Linked DNA regions of Mus musculus: regions 2, 3 and 4 are each linked to region 1. Evidence: chromatin loops called from intact Hi-C (ENCODE). Cell type or tissue: heart. All regions are shown on one strand. Region 1 holds the start of Gask1b (golgi associated kinase 1B). Region 2 has its middle 110 kb from the start of Gm36569. Region 3 has its middle 120 kb from the start of Gm36569. Region 4 has its middle 85 kb from the start of Gm36569.

What was found. A loop is a pair of places that touch in the nucleus more often than their neighbours do. Peaks named below come from ENCODE experiments on the same cell type or tissue, not always from the same donor. Only the 100,000 strongest peaks of a DNase experiment are listed, where the experiment ranks them.
Region 2: it touches region 1 in a loop (4-fold over the local background); 6 of 42 quality-filtered maps call a loop at or near these places.
Region 3: a loop joins it to region 1, with 4 times the contacts of the local background. A loop is called at or near these places in 6 of 42 quality-filtered maps.
Region 4: it touches region 1 in a loop (8-fold over the local background); 6 of 42 quality-filtered maps call a loop at or near these places.

What each region holds. Positions count from the first base shown.
Region 1 is chr3:79,884,224-79,889,223 of GRCm38, forward strand. Gask1b (golgi associated kinase 1B) reads left to right here and starts at 1,707. Exons shown (of 4, transcript NM_133187.3): 1 at 1,707-2,907. The coding sequence starts at 2,004. It overlaps Gm36569 (a long non-coding RNA gene), which reads right to left and starts at 2,583. Exons shown (of 3, transcript XR_375740.1): 1 at 1,873-2,583. In heart, CTCF peaks have their summits at 671 (motif pointing right) and 2,652 (motif pointing left); DNase peaks (open chromatin) are centred at 248, 618, 2,048 and 2,648; H3K4me3 peaks cover 4,883 bases; H3K27ac peaks cover 4,940 bases.
Region 2 is chr3:79,991,206-79,996,205 of GRCm38, forward strand. No RefSeq gene overlaps it. Among named protein-coding and RNA genes, the nearest start is that of Gm36569, 110 kb to the left of the region's middle. RefSeq lists an enhancer at 1-1,493. In heart, no CTCF peak of the experiment used is centred here; DNase peaks (open chromatin) are centred at 3,116 and 4,656; H3K27ac peaks cover 4,284 bases.
Region 3 is chr3:80,002,772-80,007,771 of GRCm38, forward strand. No RefSeq gene overlaps it. Among named protein-coding and RNA genes, the nearest start is that of Gm36569, 120 kb to the left of the region's middle. In heart, no CTCF peak of the experiment used is centred here; DNase peaks (open chromatin) are centred at 2,420 and 2,800; H3K27ac peaks cover 1,802 bases.
Region 4 is chr3:79,969,698-79,974,697 of GRCm38, forward strand. No RefSeq gene overlaps it. Among named protein-coding and RNA genes, the nearest start is that of Gm36569, 85 kb to the left of the region's middle. In heart, no CTCF peak of the experiment used is centred here; a DNase peak (open chromatin) is centred at 585; H3K27ac peaks cover 1,248 bases.

The sequences.
Region 1 (5,000 bases):
ACGATATTTTAAGGATTATACAGCATCATATTCTATTATTTTCATTTCCCACCACATCACAGCCTTTTCTCTAAAAAGGGGGTAATCGTCCCTATCCCATTGGTGGCTTCTTGTTTGATTCTGTTTGCTGTGGAAGCAGAGACAAGTAAGCCCAGTGAGACCCCAAGGTCATCTGATCCTGCCTTTGTGCCAGGACATGCAAATGACCCAGGCCAATCACTAACCTGTTTTCAGAAGACCTCCAATCAGAAGGGGTCCAGGCTGCCTTCTGAGGGCTGTTGCTGTGTTCATTTGCATGCTGCAAGAACCTTCTCATCTCCCTACACCCCACTCTTATCTCACGCTTCCGTTTCTCTACTCATTTCCAGTGACCCCCTTCTTAGCTTTGTCTACCTTTCCTGGCCGTTTTACCCCCATCGAGAACTGGTGGGAGACAAGAGTTAGTCTGCAAACAGCCCAGATGTAAGGTAAGTTGCAGGCCCTGGACTCTGGCGTCCAGTTTCCCCTTCCCAACTCCGTGGGGTCAGGCAGGGGTCAGTGGGCACTCCTCATTTTTCTAAGGTATTTATTTGGCAACAGGGTCTCCGCCAACTCCAGCAAAACACTTCAGATCACTTCAGCTTCCCAAGGCTGCCATTTCTGTGTCGCTTAGCAAATGAGACACTAGGGGGCTCCCAGGGGCTGAAAGGAGCAGAAAGTTGTTTGAATGAAAACTGGGTCTGAGCTGTGTTTGGAGAAATTCAAAATTAAATTTTATTTTTTATTTTTTTAGTCATCTTTAAAAAGAACCTCACGTGTCTGAAAACGGCGCAGCAGCCAGTTTACAAATCATTTTGCTCCGCTGTTAGAAGGCGGCAGCTTTTAAGGCTGAGCCGAGATGTTTGAAAGGTGGAACACCCTTGGCCATGAAATATGTTCTCCTTACGTGCCTCAGCCTTTCAAAGTTCTGTGCATTAGAGTCAGGAATTCCATTCTTCCTGGAGCTAAGCGTGGGGCCAGCTGTGTAAGTAAAGTTTTGTTTTTCTTCTTAAACAACTTTTTCCCTCTATTTAAAAATGTGAAGAAAAAGGCAAAAAAAACAACAACAAAAAAAAAAACAACAAAAAAAAACCCACCAAAAAACCTAGATATTCTTTTCTTTCATTTTTGCTCTCTTTAGTGGAAAGAAAAGGAATAAAAAGTTGTGTGTGTGTGTGTGTGTGTGTGTGTGTGTGTGTGTGAGAGAGAGAGAGAGAGAGAGAGAGAGAGAGAGAGAGAGAGAGAGAACTCACCCTTTTCAAGCTATATAAACATCAAGGGGTAGTTAAATAACAATTTTAGATATGGAATATATTGTGAAAACAATGTGGAACATTAGTTAAGAGAATATGTTTAAATATGAACTCACTACTTGATATTTTTGTAATATATATCTTACAAAAGTTAGGGTGTCTATAAAAATCTTAAAAAGTATTTATTTCTTTTCTTATTTCTGAATCACAAAAAGGGGGTCTGCAGGGGATCCTGGTTGATGACTTTTAAGAGTTTTGCTTCTCAGATGTAGTGGCTTTAACTGTGAGCTAGCAAACGCTCTTTGCAGCTTGTCTTCATTACTTTAAAGTAAAATCAGACTCACACACCTATCTTGCTTCCGCATTTTAAACTTTACACCAAACTTGGTAGAATTTGTGGAAGGAAAGGGTTACTCGCCTCTTTCCTCTTGTAGAGGAACTGAAATGGGTTGAGTTAGTGATTCAGTCAACTCTTGTTTCCATTCATTCCCAGAGTCAGCCCTCCTTTCTCCTGGGAAAGGCTGATAGGAGTTTAAAAGGCTTGCGGTGGCCAGTTCACAAAGCGTTCCCAGAACCCGCAGCAGCGACCCTTCTCTTTTACCTCTCTGCCTGTTGGAGACCACTTAGATAGCGAAGCGGACTGGACGGCTGGATTCAGGAAGCCATGAATCATGTCACCCGGAGCCAGCTGCAGACTTTAAACTCAGTTCAGCATGTGGAAGCGGCAGAGAAATGACCTGTCCAGACAAGCCGGGGCAGCTCGTAAACTGGTTTGTCTGCTCTCTGTGCGCCCCACGAGTGTGTAAACTTTGGAGTAGTCGGCGTCCCAGGACCAGACGGAACCTCCTGCTGGGCACTGCCTGTGCCATCTACCTGGGCTTTCTGGTGAGCCAGGTGGGCAGAGGTTCCTTTCAGCATGGGCAGGCGACTGACAGGGGACCACCCAACGGTCACGACATCTTCAAGGTACCCTTCTCTGAGATTCCCCTGGATGGTACCCTGGCCCCTCCAGAGTTGCAGGGCAATGGAAGCACTTTGCAGCCCAACGTGGTGTACATTACTCTACGCTCCAAGCGCAGCAAGCCTGCGAATATCCGTGGCACGGTGAAACCCAAGCGCAGGAAGAAGTATGCGGTGGCATCTGCAGCCCCTGATCAGGAGGTGCTGGTTAGACCATCCCTTATACAGCAGGAAGCTGCACGGGCAGCAGATGCTGAAGTACCTGGCTATGTTCAGGGTTACCTAACCAAGGTTGGTGAACGACCCTGGAGGGTGCTGCGTGGTCCTGGAGTCAGAACTAGAGGTTCAAACTTGCAGCAGCCTAGGGCCCGAGAGAGCAACATTAGGATTTATAGCGAGAGCGCCCCCTCATGGCTGAGCAAAGAAGACATCCGCAGAATGCGCCTCCTGGCTGATAGTGAGGTGGCTAGCATCCTACCTATCTCTAAGAGTGGTACCCGCTTGCTGGTGTTGGAAGGGAGCACCTCAGGCTCTGTGCCTGGCTGCGGGCCTAGCCCCTGTGGGCTTCTCAAGCAGCCGCTGGACATGAGTGAAGTGTTCGCCTTCCACCTGGACAGGATCCTGGGTCTCAACAGGACCCTGCCATCTGTGAGCAGGAAATTAGAGTTCATCCAAGGTAACAGATTCACTTGCTTCTTATTTGCAGCTGCTGGGGATTTGGGATCGTTTTCTCCTTTCCCCCACTCTCTCTGAATTATTTTCCCCACCCATGTTTCCCATTTGGACAGCAGCAGCAGCAGTAGCGTCATTTTTCCATACGCGTGGCATTCTTCTATTTCCCAGTCTGGGGATATTAGAGTTCTAATGCACAGCTGTGCTGGGCATGTGAGGGAAAGCCCACACTGCAATCTTTGCTCTCCGTTTCTCTCTGTGCACTTTTTCGTGGCATGTTAAATCTAATTAAAACTAGTGACAGTTTGCACGATGACAGGAAGCCAGGGTACAGAGCTTGCTGACAGCCTTGCATAGAACCTTACAGGTTTCTATGGAAACTTCCTTCCTAGGATGGTTTAAAGAGTAAGGGGTTGGGGGGTGGGGCATAGAAATGATGTCTCAGTGGTTAAGAGCACTCAGTGCTTTTGCAAATCACACACACACACACACACAGACACAGACACACACACACATACACACACAGGGTGTTTCACAACCGCCTGTAATTCATGGGTATCCAACACTGTCTTCTGACCTCTGTTGGCATCAGGCATGAGTGTGGTACACATCCACATATGAAGACAAACACTTCTATGCATAAAATAAAGATTAAATATTCTAAAAATTAAGAGGAAAGTGGTTATCTTTCCTCAGCAAATAGTCTTTGTCAGAGGCTCAGACAGAACTGACCACATGAGAGCTAACTCTTTTACCTCGACTGTCACCAATGGACTCAGCCTCTTTAATAAATAAAGAGCATAAAAATCATAGGTGCATTTAGAGTGTAGACTAACTAGCCATGTGACTTCTTCAAGCTTCACTATTTACAGAGCCCCATGTGTCCTCCTGTAACACAAAGGTTGTGTCTAGGGCATGTGGCCACTAACTGAAGTACAGCTTTGCAGTGCTGGTCTATGGAAATGATCTTGCCACACAGAGGATACTCTCTGAATGAGAATGCCATGTCGGGGTTGGAATCTGAAGTACACTCAGTCAGTGACTTGTGTTGCAATGTAGAACCACCCAGGCTGAAATGTTAGAGCATCTCTCTTCAGCTGTGCAATGGCAATACTGTCCACCTCATGAAGTTGCTGGTAGCTTACACATAGACAGCAGTTCTTGGCACCAACCAAACCTTCAATAAGCGCTGGCTATTGCTGTTATTCCACTGAGTGAGCCAAGTACCAAGTTCCCTGAGTTGCTTTGGGCCATCAACCCTCAAAGGTCATTTTCTCTTATGAACAAACTAGCAATAGAACTCTTCTAGTTTGACTGTGCCTATTTTGTGCCAGAATTCCTCTTGGACATTTGATTCTGTTCCCTGGGTTTCTAGAATATCAAAACCCCTAAAATTCAGTTTGAAGAAGTCTCTGGCATGGTCCTCGCTCCAGCCATATCCAAGTGGCGGTTGAAATAAATGAATAGAGTCACAGCCGCGGCTCAGTGTGATGAGTTCAAGAGTAGGATTTTGTATCAGATGGCTTCAGTGGTTGTTCTTGCTTCAATATCTCTTCCCTTCAGTGTTTTAGAGTCATGAAGTCAGGTCAGCTTCCTCAGGAGCATATGTATGGACTCACGTGTGCATCATTTCATACAGGTGTTTTGTTACAGTGAGGTAGGTGACAAGAACAGGCCAGTTCCAGCATGCAACGAACATTCTCAGGTTTCCCCTTCCTATGTTGCTTTTTTTCTCCTGATTTCTGTTGGGTGTGAATTTCCCTGTCGGGACCACCTATTCTGGTAACTCAGTTTTACGTGAGCAGTGTCTGAGCTCTGAAAGAGATCCAGCTCATTCTATATAATCCTATTGTGTTATCTCTCCCTTCCCACTGTCTCTGTGTCTGGGAGGCAGCAATGTTTCTTGTATTTTTTATTGTGTTCGAGCCCACTGGAGTGTATAGCATACCGTAGACACTCATGGAATGAACACATTGAATGAATGCAGGGGTTCCTTCTTGCCTTGTTTCTTTGATGCTTGACGGCAAATCCGTACCTGCCTCCAGTTTCTAATGCTAGGGACTAATAAAAATTAGTATTTTTATCCTAAATCCAGGC
Region 2 (5,000 bases), 110 kb after region 1:
ATGTGAGAAAGGGAAGGCGTGGTTTTGGCAGGATGACCCTATCCCCTTTGCAGTTTTCCTTCCAATCACTTTCCAGAAGGACTCATAACTATCCATGAAGGGAAATGAGGAAACAAAGCTCATTTCTTTTTCTTGATAGCACACACTGTCCAAGGCCAACGTACAGATTAAGACAATGAGTTTTATAATATGGAAAAACAGTAAGGCATATTTCATTATTTTGATACTAAGCAAAGTTGAAAATCTGATCCATTTTATAAAATCCCTTTATAAAGAGCAAAGAAAAGAGAAGGAAGATTCGCAGTGCCATTGTTACCATGGTCAACAGGTAGCAGATGTTTGAGGAAGTCTGACCGTGAGAGGCAAGACTAAAAATGAGTATAATAAGAATCATATTGGCATAAATGATCAAGTCACTAACCACACCAGGAGAGAGAGAGAGAAAAAGAGAGAGCACAAGAGAGAGAGAAATCGTGCTGTAAAATAGAAGAATTAGCTGCATGCAAAAGGATTAAAGCCATGATGAAACTTCTTACTTTTAGTAGGAAGTAGGAAATACACAGAAAGCCAGATTATCTCCAGATGGAAGATCTAGTGAAATACTTGAAGACACATTTTTTTTTTTTTTTGGTAATAAAGTAATTTCAAATAAACTGATGGTAAAAGAAGATGTTACTGATTCTAGCAATTGACTGATCCAGAAAGAAATGTATTTGCTGTAGCTCTTCTTTATGAAATTCAGATTTATTTTTCTCAGAAGAGCTGGGAATAAGAAAAAAAAAAAAGAAGCGAGAGTTATAACCCTACAGATCAAAGAAAGTATAATTCCAGTCATAAATATATGAGGGGGAAATGTCAATGCTTGGAATTAAATATCTCATATGTAGCAAATGTAATATGACAGTAAATGTAATACATCTACTGATTAAGTGAATCTTTTAAAAAAAAAAAGAAAGAAAGAAATCTGAGAAAGACTAGGAAAAAAAATTACTGGGTCAGTTGCTGGAGTGATAAAACAAATCCCCATAGAGTTAGTGTCTTAAATCTATACAATGCTATTGTTTCTCATGATTTGTACTTGTTAGGAACATATTAGTAGTGTGGCTGCACAGATGTGTCTCCAAGAAGGTTGAGCTGTGGCAGTTAAGGGCTGCTCAACTACTTCTTTCTCTTTTTAGGGTCCTATAGCTTTTCTGTTCAGTCTCATAACAGGTGTGATTTAGCACAATAATTTCAAAGCTACATGTTAACTCACATGACAGATCAAGACTCCAGAATTGGGCAAAATGGAAGCCAAACCTTCTTCTATGTCTTCACCCAAAAGGTCATCCAGTGTTAATTTTGCCAGTTTCACTGGTGATCAAACAGTACCAAAAGCCCTTTGTGTTTCTAGAGCATGGGCTTCAGTTCTTCTCGATGGAATAATAAAATTAACATATGTGAGACTGCCAGGTGAGGCATTGTGTAGTTTCATGAAAGGGTCAATGGGGTAGCAGGTTGTATCAAGTCCAGATTGGAAGACAGAAGCTAGCAGAAATATCCTGCTACACTCCAGACCAGTCATTCTCAGCTTGTGGGTCTTGACCTCCACAGGGATCACATATTGGAAATCTTGAATATCAGATATTTACATTATAACTCATAACAGAAGCAAGATTATAGTTAGATAGTAGAAATGGAATAATTTTTTTCTTTTTAAAAAATTTTTAATACTTTTTATTACATATTTTTCTCAATTACATTTCCAACGCTATCCCAAAAGTCCCCCATACCCTCCCCCCCACTTCCCTACCCACCCATTCCCATTTTTTTTTGGCCCTGGAATTCCCCTGTACTGGGGCATATAAAGTTTGTGTCCAATGGGCCTCTCTTTCCAGTGATGGCTGACTAGGCCATCTTTTGATACATATGCAGCTAGAGTCAAGAGCTCCGGGGTACTGGTTAGTTCATAATGTTGTTCCACCTATAGGGTTGCAGATCCCTTTAGCTCCTTGGGTACTTTCTCTAGCTCCTCCATTGGGAGCCCTGTGATCCACCCATAGCTGACTGTGAGCATCCACTTCTGTGTTTGCTAAGCCCCGGCATAGTCTTACAAGAGACAGCTATATCAGGGTCCTTTCAGCAAAATCTTGCTAGTGTATGCAATGGTGTCAGCGTTTGGAAGCTGATTATGGGGTGGATCCCTGGATATGGTAGTCTCTAGAGAAATGGAATAATTTTATGGTTTGGGGGTCAGTCACTACAACATGAGGAACTATATTGAAAGGTCACAGCATCAGGAAGTTTGAGAACCACTGCTGTAGACTCTGAATTTTCCTATAGACTCCAGCAACAACAAAGACAATACTCCAATAATCAAAAGAACTGCACGTTTCATTTAATCCTGTATTCTCTTTATGATTTTCAAACCCAAGCTTCAGATAGCTTTCTTAGCATGCTCAAGAGCCTACTGCAAATAGTGTAGCCACAAAAAAACAGATCTATTTCCAATTCCAGATGCTCTCAGCTGCACTTTGTGTCCTCTTAAAACAAGTTCATCACTACACTCATGGCCATGAAGGGGGAAGGTTTATTACCCATCAGCACTTTGAGTTGGAACTCAGCACTAGACTCATCAGGAAAAAAAAAAAACAAAACAACGTAGGGAACGTTCAGTGCAATCCTACCGGGTCTTTACCAAATTTTGTATCCTGCCTCTTCTACTTCTCCATGCTTACCTTTATCAACATCGTTTCCCAACCATTCTGTATCATTTGCAACCATTTTAGTTGAATTTTGACTGGCCTAAACAACATTTCTGACACTTAAGAGTTGGCCAACTCTCTAATTTAAAGGAGAAAAATACCAGCAAGCAAGACTTCCCTCAGATCCCCTCCCTCCCAGTGGCTTGAGCTTAACCCTTCTTCTCTCTTGTCACCCTGTTTCACATGCGCCCATAGATAAGCTCGTCCCTTTGCACTCTGGATCCCCACCCTCTTCCTGTCTGTTCTGAGAACTTTCCCTCTCACTTATGTCCGCTGCTTTCACCGCAGACCTCCCTCTTCTCTTGGCTCTTCCCCTTCCTTTTTAAAACAATTTCACATTCCTTATCCTAAAAATAATAATCCTTCTCCAGTCTGCTCCCCTTTCACTTAAGCTGTTTGCTTTCCCGGCTCCCCTTCAAGTCTAAAGGGCTTATCAAAACAGTTTACACTGAATGAATTCACCCCATTATCTCCAACTTGCTCCATGACTCATTTTGGTTTGGCTTCAGCTTCCCACTCCCTTTAAGTTGCTTTCAAATGACCCAACCCTGAGTCCAGCTCTGAAATCACTGAAACCAAGGTATAGATAGCTGCAAGCCCACCCCTTTGTAATGGATGTCCTTCCCGTAGCCTTCTGCTCAACTGCTACTAGCTAGGAATAAAGACTTTACTTGATTAGCCCACCAGTTCGTCATTAGAAGTATTAAGTTATATGGCTCAATGAAACACTGAGTCAAAAACAAAACAAAACAAACAAAACAAAACAAAACAAACAAAAAACAACAAGAAGCAAGAATTGTACTTCTTGATGAAACCCAAATGGCATTTAGAGTGCACATTCTATTTATATTAATTCCCACCTCTGTCACACAGTCAAATGTTTTTCTCTTAAGATCTAGCAAAGTCAAGTTCTGTCAGAGGGTTACAAATAGTAGGAAAGACTAATAGTAACGTATTTTATCCCAAATGTCTTTAGAATTGACAGCTGCCTCCTGCTGCTCTTGGCTTATTCATTTACTTAAGGAATGACACTGCGTTGCCTCCAAGTTTTGTCAGTTATGAATAAGTCTCCAATAGGTATTATTGGGAAGGTTTTTATCTGGACATACATTTCAATTCCTTTGAGTAAACATCAAGACACATAATTGCCAGACACTGTTTCTTTTATACAATACTACCAAATCTCTTTCATAGATGATTTAGGATGTTGCATTTCCCCAAGCAATGAATGGGAATCCCTATTGCTCCAGAGCCCTTCCTATGACCAGGGATATCGATCTTGACATTCAAATATTAAGATTCTACAATCGTTTCCCAAAGCCTAAAGTAGGAAGAACTGACATAAATGGTGACCAAATTAAGACCCCGTGCAAGAAGAATGTGAGGAATGCATGACAAATATGAATCCTCAAGCTGGATGTGGTGGCACACATCTGCAACCCCTGTATGTGGTGGCACACATCTGCAACCCCTGCATGTGGTGGCACACATCTGCAACCCCTGCATGTGGTGGCACACATCTGCAACCCTTGCATTAGAAGGCTGAAGCAAGAGGATGAGTAGACTGAGGATAGTCTGGGCAGTAAAACAAGAAAATAGTATCCTGAAAGAAGGAACATCTTTTGTCTCTAGATTGACTGTGGCTCACAGGTCATCCTGCCAGAGAGATACAGATTGTAAAATGATGAGGATTAGAAATTGACCCTGGCAAAACACAAATGTCGGAGAAGCCTGTTCTTAAGGCCACAGTTCAGCATGTCTGGATAGCTCTGTGAGCTTGATGCAGAATGGAGGACTCCCCTTTCCGTCAGGGGTTCCCTTTCTCTACCTGGCACTGGTTGGAAAGCGTCTCTGAACACAGATGCCTGACCTTGTTTGGAGGATGACTGTGCAGAGCTCTCTGCAAATGCTGCATGACTCAGCACACAAGTCCTGCTCTAGCTTCCCAGCCGAATGATAATTAAGTACTGGGTTCTGGCCAATCAGCTCTCTCCACCCTTAGGAGCCCTATATACCCTGCCTCGGAACACTAAAGTAGAGTTGTCTCACTTAAGCTCTGTTCTGAAGTCCTTCTATCAGACTCATGGCTGTCTGCACCCTGCATGATGCTGTTCCCTCGGCCCTTACGTGTAGGTGGCCAAAGTACATCCCCTACCCCCAGGAGAAGGGAGACCCATATACAAATATTTTTTTCAGATAAAGCAATATGTTCTACCGTAGGAAGACATTTTAATGTAGGGAAGAATGTTTCAGACT
Region 3 (5,000 bases), 120 kb after region 1:
AATGAAAAATACAATCTTATCATTTAGAAATACCAACTGTTAATATTTTGCAGTTTTATTTCCAATAACATTCTTAGTTTTGTACAGATTTGAAACTGTTTTCCTTACAATACTACTGTAGGTTTTGTGTGTATTTAACAGCAATCAAAGTTTTACTTTGTATCTTGTAGTCTGTGTATTTTACATCGTTAAAGTCTCTTCAAAGCTTCTTTCTAATTTTAAGTGCTTATGTATTTATATTATCAATGACTGTAAACTGTTTGACTTGTTTACTATACACTATGTACATAGTTTTTCCAAAAAAAAAACCCACCTTTTTTTCTTCTCTCATAGTGTATATTTTTAATTTGAATATTTTACTGTGTGAGATCATGGAAGAACTTTTTTCCCAGTAGATTCACCAATATTTTGACTTCTCACCATGTATAACACCAGTGTCCACTTGCACAAGTAACAGGAAATGATTTATTGTGGACAAGCATTCTTTTAGTGGGAAAAAAGCTACACACCATATGAATGTAAAGAATTTGACACCAAGATGAAGGTCTCATCTCCATAAATACAGATCTGTGTTGAGAGTTTTCTTCCACTTGAATTATTATGTTCAGTTAAAAACTAATAAAGAATTGTTAAGTTGTTCATAAGCTTTCACTGCAGAGAGAGATGTTCATGAGGCAAGAATGTGTGTGGAGTTCACAAGTGTTACATTGTGTGGGGAATTCCATACACAGAACCTGACCTCTAGAAAGCATGGAAATGGCTTGACCTTCGACTTTTAGCAATCTGTGGTTGAGTTGAAAAGGCTGTCTGGACATTCTCTAGTAAGTGAGTGCATTCTATGACAACCACACCATGACGTGGAAGGAAATGCTTTATGAGGACTGCTTGTCAATATCATTTCAAGTTTACTAAGTAGCATAAGGGATTCATTTATTGTACAAAACTGTGGATGTGAAATATTCCTGACCAATTATACATAAATTATATGGATGAATGTGTAAGTAGATAGAATAATAAAGGCCTAATCAACATTTTTTTTAGCAGGGTCTGATGTACATATGTAAACATGTTCCCTGGTACATGGTACGAGGCCCAGGGTTGAGACACTGTGTAGTCCTGGCTGTCATGGAACTCATTATGTAGACCAGACTGTCCTTAAAGCTACAGCGACCCACCCGTCCCTGACTCTGGAGTGCTGGGCATCAAGGCATGTACCAACACACTATGCTGAGTCTTCTTTTTTTCCTTTTTATTGCATATACTTAATTTGTGTAATTAATTTGGGGTTTAGGTTTACACACACATGTTGAAGCTATTGATATAGGTGAGCGAATGAGCAAATCCAGCATCCCACACAGTAACATTTTCACGGGCACCCGAAGCCTGTTCTCTTAGAAGTTTTGCAATACTTATTTTGAATACCCGAAACAAACTGTGTGATAATTCCTGAAAGTTTTTGTATTAGTAGATTATATCTAAGTATATAAGACTCTGACTGGAAGCTAGAAGAAAACGTTGGTGAGGAATGTAACTCTTTGTTTAAAAATCTCAGATTCTTAACACCCGTGTAGTTCATTGGCGAAATAGCGCTGTAGAGAACAACGGGAGACCATTCACTACGTATTTCAGTTACACTAGAAAACATAACCTAGAGCCTGGGAAAGCAAGCCAGCAGGCTCTTTCTTTCTTAGCAACCTAATTTTCCCTTTTTAAAAAACAAAATCCCAGAGATGTTGGAATGGACACCCCGCTTTCTCTGCTCTCTTGGCAGTGTGCCCCTACCCTGTGAACATGGATCAGCCCCTGGTGTGACAGAAAGTTTGCAGTGACATCACAGGTTTGGCTGCAAGAAGAAAGAGAATCTTAGGAGTCTTCACATGATTTCCAACATTATATCCCAGTTCTTCCATCTGCTATGCACATACGTGTATGTTTTGTAGCAAAATCTCCCTACACAAACCAGACTGGCTTGCAACTTGTGGATCCTTTTCCCTCGGCCTCCCCAGTGCCAAGGTATAAGCCCCTCCACTTGGGTATTTTCTGTGAGTTTAAAATAAAGTTTTTCAAAGACATTCCCAAATACCACACAGAAGGCTAAATGGAGAACATGTATAAAACTTCAAAAGGATGCCCATCAGAGCCATCTGGACCACATTGCTAAGATCCTAATCGCTCTCTCTGGATTCTTACACTTAAGAGCAATGGGAGGGTGTGGCCTTTAAGGCAACATAATACTTTCACACTCTGGGCATGTGTGAACTGGAATGACACCACATTGCATCACAACAGCTCAAAAGGTGCTGAGCGCTGTGCCCTTCTGCGGGACTTGGCAACACGCAGCACAGAGCAGAAGGCCTAGAGGAAGAAAACAGAAGACTCTGTCCTGTTTTCCTGCTGCATCCTCACTACTCCCTAAGCAAAGCAACAGTGGCACCATTGTGATGATTCTGCAGAAATAAGGGAGTGACAGGATGGTTCTTCCAGCTGCTTCCTTTGACTTAATGAGAGCAATGCTGCCCCATTGAATTCCTTTCCAAGTGCAATGGCTGTTGTTATTTTTGGGAGACTTTGTTGTTCACCATCTACTTAATTACATTTTAAAAAAATTATTTATGTATTAAAATAACAGATGTGGAAAATCTCTAGAGTAGATCCCGGCACTAAAAGTTCCGTTCATTCTTGTGCGTTTAATAAAGAATCCTGATTATTATGTTTCTATGGAAATGCACATCCTCCTTTATGCTTTGGACTGTTGTGGCTACCAGAATAGTTCAAGCCATCAGCTGCAGTGGTGCATGGCAGTAGGATGGGATGAAAAGACAGAGGATCACAAGTGTAGCCCATCGCACATCTCCTTTTCACTGAGGAGATGGCTTGCTGAGTGTTTGCTGTGCAAATCTGAGGATCGAAGTTTGAATTGTCACAAACTGCTTAGAGACCAAGGTAATCCCAGTGCCACCAAAGGATCCTGGGAGGGAGAGACAGAAGAATCTCTGGAAAGACTATATGGATATATATGGAAGGAAGAAAATAAAAAAAACAAAAATTCCCCAAGAGTTAATTTCTATCTCTCTGGCCAGGAGACTTGGCTGCTGAGAGTCTAGGCTTCATAAAGGTGCATGAGTTTTACATAACCATAAGACTATGACAACATGAAACATGACATGTTAGGCTGCTAACCTATGTGGTAGCATTACATGTGATGATGTTTTCTTATCTTCAAGTCCTATAGGAAACTAAAATACTTTTAAATAAATTATTACCTAGTATACACACTTCACGCAACACAATTTCATTAAATAAAAGGTTCCATTATGTTTAATTATTCTTGGAACAAAATGTAGATCTGCAAAAACAATGATATGAATCCAAAAATCTACATGAGCTCCAACACTTAAGAAATGCAATCCCATGTCTGTCAAATCCAAACCCTGTGTGGAAGATGTGATAAGCAAAGCATAGCTCTGTAGGGATGGAAATGCAGCTTGCCTGAGTTACAGGTCATTAGTAATGGGCTGTGTAGCAATGTCAGCAGTTTTACTGACACAGACATGCTGTGGGAGGATGAGAACAACTAGCTATGCCTCTGTCTCTCAGGACAGAGTGGACACTGAAAATTGTGGCTGCAAAGCCATTGGATGGGAGAGAGGGGATTGCCATGGCGAGCAGCTATCTCTGGGACATGACTCAGGGTTCTGTGCGGACCAGGGTGCCCTTCCCACGTCGCTAACGCTTGACACTGCAGCATGCTTTATCTTTGAGGTCAGCAGTTCTAAAGATGGGAATCCTTCTGTGTTTTTAAATACTCCACTTAAAATTACAGACATCTAAACCCCACCCTAGAATGACTGCATGAGGATATTTGTGATCTGGGCAGAGTATGTGAGAAAGTTTGAAATCCAATAAATGACAGTGTCTCTCCTCTCCCACCTGCCCCCCTCAAAGCTACCACTTAAAGCCACTTCCAAGTGTTCTGATTTTAGTATGAATCACTGGAGAAATATGTTGAGGCTATAGAAGGAATAAAAAGTATGAATTTCATAAAAGAATAACCTATTCTGCCATAGATTGGGTCGAACAGAGAGTTAGGAAAAAATGTTTTACAACTTGGCAAAATAGAAAATTTCCCAGCTTAGTTTTTTGTTTTTTTTTTCTTTATAACAAAGAATTGCAAAGCAGGACATTTCTGTAATAGTACTATAGACTTTCCAAGTTAATAAACTGAAGGAAAATATTAAGGCAACAAGAAAAATGCCATGATGATCCTGTATTTCTAAATGGACAGCTAATCTATAGAGATATAGTAATATTTCAGGAACGTTCCCAGATCCCATGCCATGTGTGCACCCACATGACACAACTCTTGGGTAAAATTAGGTGAAAATAGATAATAGCCAGCCTTCGTCTACACATAATTAGACTCAGCAGGGTCAGCTTTGCTTTGCCAAAATCCCACAACCAGGAGCCAGGCTCCTAAGCTCAGATGTGTTTTCCAAATGCTCGGGTTCCAACACATCTCTGTAGTCCTGGAAATCAAGTGGAATTTTGTCCCTTGTAACATGGTTGCTGCCATAGAAGATACTTTACTGTTAGCTTTCCTCGATGTAACAAGGACCTGGTATAAATTAACTTAAAAGAGAAAGGTTTCTTTCCTAATGTTATCTAGATTTATTTTTATTTTATGGAGTTTTAAAAACTACATTTAAGTTAGCAAACAATGGAGTGGATTTTGTTATCATATTTTCATACACATACGTCATTATACCTTGCTCTAATGTATGACCTTCCCCACTGCACTACCTTGACACTCTTGCTCATTCCATAACTGCGCTCCCTCCCTGACAGACAGACAGACAAGCCTCTATGTTGCCTTCCTCTCCCAGGCGTCTCTTACCCTCTCTTTCCTTCACATCCGTCATTAAGATTGTTTCTATCCCTCTTCATCCCATTTCTGGTTTCAAGACAGACATATACACATGTAATGCATTTACATGCATGTT
Region 4 (5,000 bases), 85 kb after region 1:
TTGGTTTTTACTGTTGCATGAGTGTCATGGTTACTTATTTGCTTTTCAGACTAGAGTTGGATTAACTAATCATTTACAAAATTATATGCTCTTAATGAAAAGTAGAAACATCGGGCTGGAGAGATGGCTCAGCAGTTAAGAGCACTGACTGTTCTTCCAGAGGTCCTGAGTTCAATTTCCAGCAACCACATGGTGGCTCACAACCATCTGTAATGGGATCTGATGTCCTCTTCTGGTGTCTGAAGAGAGCAATGGTGTACTCATATACATAAAATAAATAAATACATCTTTAAAAAATATAAATGGTAAGATCTGAAGTGTTTCACAAGCTGGAATGAACTGTGAGGACCTTAAGAGTGACTGGATAGGATCTGGCAATTTGCAATGAAGATCTCATTGAGGCAGATTCTGAAAGCTTGCTGCTTCCTCTGGTGCCTGTCTCTGCTGCACTGTGGCAGATACAGCCATTAAGGCAGTGGTTCCCAACACTGTGGTCTATCCGTCATTTCTGTACTTTCCCTCATTGGGGTGTTTTTCAGCTAGCTCTGACCTTGGAGTATACCTTACTCCTTTTGGATAGCTGTGCAGACAGCATCTGCTTCCGCAGTTGCCAGTGCCAAGGTTATCTGCCAAGAACAGAGCACAGGTTTCTCATCCAGTTGCAAGTAATTGACTCTTATAAAGGACTTCATGGGAATTAGAAGACCCTTTGCAGTTGAAAATTATGAAAAACATCTGCTGTATTTGTGGACAGGAAAGATGTTTATAAATTACATATTTGCCTTTTGCAAGTACGTGAATTCTCAACTTCACCTCTCCCCTCTCTCTGGTAGGTTTTGTAAAATTTCTGAATGATGGCTAGAGCAAAAACAGTCAGCATGTAGTTTAGTGACAGAAATAACTGTAGGACATGAGCAACATTTTTTTTTTTTCTCACAGCTTCATGTTAGTAACCTCATGTATATATGTGCAGTGTTACCCGACTATCATTATATGTGACTTGTTTCAGGAAGATAGATAAGGTGGTAGCCCATATCTGCTGCTGGAAAAGAAAAGATATGATTAGTGTGGGTAGCCATGCTTACAACTTCCCTTTGCACTTCCAACAGGGTCCACGTATGGCCACTCCCCTCACTAAGATCAAGTAGCTGAGGGAACTTGGGCATTTATTAACCAAGTTGTCTTATATTTATGGTCTTGGTGCATCTGTGAAAATATAATTGGAGGAAGGAACTACAGCATATTTCTGTTTTGTAGACAAGAAAATTGAGGAGGTTTTATAAAAGTTACCCTATCCAAGGACAGAGCTAGTCAATTACAATGCCTGTCCTTGAATAAAGGACGCCTAATTTTAGAGTTCTTATTTGAATGTTGTATTACATTATGTCACTGGGAAGGTTGAAAAAAGTGGAAATAAAACTATTATTTAGTGATTTCCAGAAAGATAATACATCTGTATTTTATTTTCTGTTAAAAATCCGAGTTGGGAGATCCAAGTTACTTCATAAAGATTGACTCTATTCTTCAGTATTAGTTGTCTAATCCTTCTCATCAAAATTCATATTTTCAAACATCCTTAAGAACTGTTTGGCTTCACAACTCGATCAAAACAGGATTGATTCAATTGCTTTGCCATTAATGGAACTAGACTTTGCTTCCACTGAATGGCTTATCCTTTTCACTGACTGTGGATACTCAGCTTAATGCAGTCAGTGATGCAGAGATTCATGCTCTAAAATGTTTCCCCATTGATTAAAAAAAAAGATGGAGGAAAATTAATCACAGTCCTCATAAAAATGCATTCCTGCAATTATGAAGCCATGGATGGTGCTTGGAATTTCTTATGGTACAGAAAATGAAAATGGGAAATAGGTTATATGCATTGCAGGGAGAAGGCGTAACTTCCAAAAAAGTCAATCTGAATTTTATTGCCAAGTTTCAAGGGCATGAAACATTATTTGATTAGGACGGTGATTCTTCTATGTGTAGCTGTCTGTTCAATATTCAGGGCGAGGCACCGACAGCTGCCCAAGCAAAGCCTTCAGTGGTTTCTGTGGGCAACTGAAACGCTGAAATGCGGGAGGGCTGCAGTGAGGAAGCAGAGCTGAGATGCTTAGGTAGCTCTCTGGGGCAAGGAAGATGCCGGGACCTTCTCTCATCAGTTTATTTACTAGCTAGGGCAGAGAGCAAATGCTTCCTACATTGTACTTGGCACCAGAGTGATAACAAAGGAGGCTTCCTTTGTTGCAGGCGGAATTGTGAACTGTTTCTTCTGCAGTGGTTATAATCAGGGACAGGGATGCAAATCAAAACAAACTGCCTCATGTGTATTTTGGAGAAATATAAATATCATATTGAATTGAGAAGTGCAACCAGGTGCGGTCCAACTGATACTTGGGGTTATCTGGCCTTGTCTTCAATAGGTTTAACTATAAGAAAAAATTAAGCCCTGTGGGTATTAGTGTTCCTGGCTGGCAGAGAGGGAAGATTGAATTGGTTTACCTCTATTAGTATCACATATATTATATTAATATTATATATTATATTTTGGTGGCCTCACAACACTTAGGATGGCAAATAGCTGCTGATTCAAGAAGGAGCTGATCAGTCTGATGTATGGACCCTTGGGACAATCAGGTAAACAAAAGAAAAGCGGGTCCAAACTTTTCACTGTGGTGAATAATGTGGAAATGGAATCAAAGAAGAAAGGGATCTATCTACCTTTCACATTTCCATGGGCAATGCTTGACCTGAAATTTTTCCTGGTCTGTATCAAGGATTTAGTTCTCAAGGTTATGGTTTCCAGTGTGAAACCAGAGACACAGACTGAGATATACAGACAGCCAGGTTGCAGAAGAAATGTGGTTTTAACTCTATGGCAGATGGCAAGTTAGAGTTATATGATTCTGGCTTCATAGAAAAGATCATTTTGTTTCTTCACAAAGACAGCTTAAAATGCACACTCTTAAGGCACTGATGTGATCCTGTTTGGAAATAGGATCTGAGTAGGTTCAATGTGCTTAAGAAGAGTCCCTTGGGTAGACATTAATCCTGTGTGACAGTGTTCTTTTGGGGGTCTGGAGATGGAGCCCAGTTGGTAGAGTGCTGGCCTAGCCTGAACAGTGTCCTGGCTTTGGTCTCCAGTGCCACAAAACACAGTTATGGTGATGAATGACTCTAATCTTAGGGTTCAGAAGGTGGAGGCAAGAGGATCCAGAGGTTCAAGGTCATCAGTCTGACAGCACAGTGAATTTGAGGCTATTCTGCCACTAGAGAGTTCATGTATGATTTGTATTAAAGCACCCGGGTTGCAGTATTTTACTATGGTAACCTAGGATACTAAAGCAGGTAGGAAACCTTTGCCCTGTTATTTTTCATAGACAATGGAGCAGGACATCTCTCCTGATAGAAGCAAACTCAGGAAGTCGACTAATTATTTCCTCCTCAAATTGAAGCAAATGATTTTGATGATACAGCTGTCTATGAGTTGTCTATGCTCATGAGAGTAATTCCTTACCCACACTCCCACAAATCACCCAAATAAACTCGTTGGTTCACTAAGCAATACTTGAAAAGACTTGTTTCTTTATTCTGTCATTGGTGCTTTATGTGGTGTGAATAACATTTGTTCACACCTTCCCAGGAAAAGCCTCATCACAATCGAATGTCAAATCTAAGGCTCATTTCTCTTTCTGTCTTCTCTCTTCTTCTCACTCATCCTCCTCTATATGAAGCACTCAACTAATAACCTACTTCATATTTTACATTTATAAAATGAGGACCATTGGAGAGGAAGGACAATTTTGTGATCTGGTGCTCAGTAACATGACTAGAGTCAATAATAATGTATCAAAATAACCAAGAGAGTAATTCCAAGGATCTCAGCATAAAAATAAATGGGGAATGAGGTAATGGGTGTGTGGATAGGAGTGATTTCATCATTCTGCCTGCTACACATATATCAAATCAGCCCATCTATTCCATAAATGGATACAATTGATTTATCAATTAAAAACACTAATTTACAAAAATGAAGATCGCGATAATAGGTACTTCATATATTAAAGGAGCTATTTACGTTGACATAATCGAGGCTTCTCCAGATAAACAGAGTCTATAGGACACACAAACACACACACACACACACACACACACACACACACACACACACACACGGGGAGAGAGAGAGAGAGAGAGAGAGAGAGAGAGAGAGAGAGAGAGGTGGACAGACAGACAGACAAAGAGGCACAGACACAGAAACACACAGAGAGAAATAGATGTTATTAGTACATTCATTTGGTGTTACTTTTAAAGCTAGTATAAACAGTAATGGACTTCATTACACCACTTCGTTTTCACGCATGTATTATCGTTCTTCTTTACTTCTGTCCTTCCTGCTTCTCTTCATTCTTCCTCCACCAAATCCCTTCCTGCATTCATGCCTTCATACTTATATTTAAATTGTTTTACATTAGTAAAATATTATGTCTTTATGTGCTTTTTTATTCACACAAAATTAATATTTCAAAAGGAATGGGCTTATACATTTATGGAAGTGGGGTATATCAAAATTGCAGCTAGAGCAGGCTGGCTGCAGCCTGGGGCAGCCACACCACAGACTCTAGAACCAGTTGGAGTCTATAGGTGGTTTGCTGTATAACCAGGACATGTCTGTCTGCTATAGAATTTGATCCCATTTGGGGTAGACACAGCCATTCTTTTCAGGTTTCTACTGAATGGGCTCCAGTGATATTAAGAAGAGCAATCTTCAATGGATAAGAATCTGCCCAGAAACTGTGATCAGAGTCATATTGTATGAAAAAAAGTATTCTCAATTAAACAAACAAACAAAACAACAACAACAAACCCTACTCCATACTAGGACAATACTATCACAAATCCTTACAAAAAAAATCCAGAATAATATTTTACACACAATCTGGAAGCTCTGTGATCTTAACAGGTTGGTATAAAAGTTAAAGATCAAAGTATTAAATGAA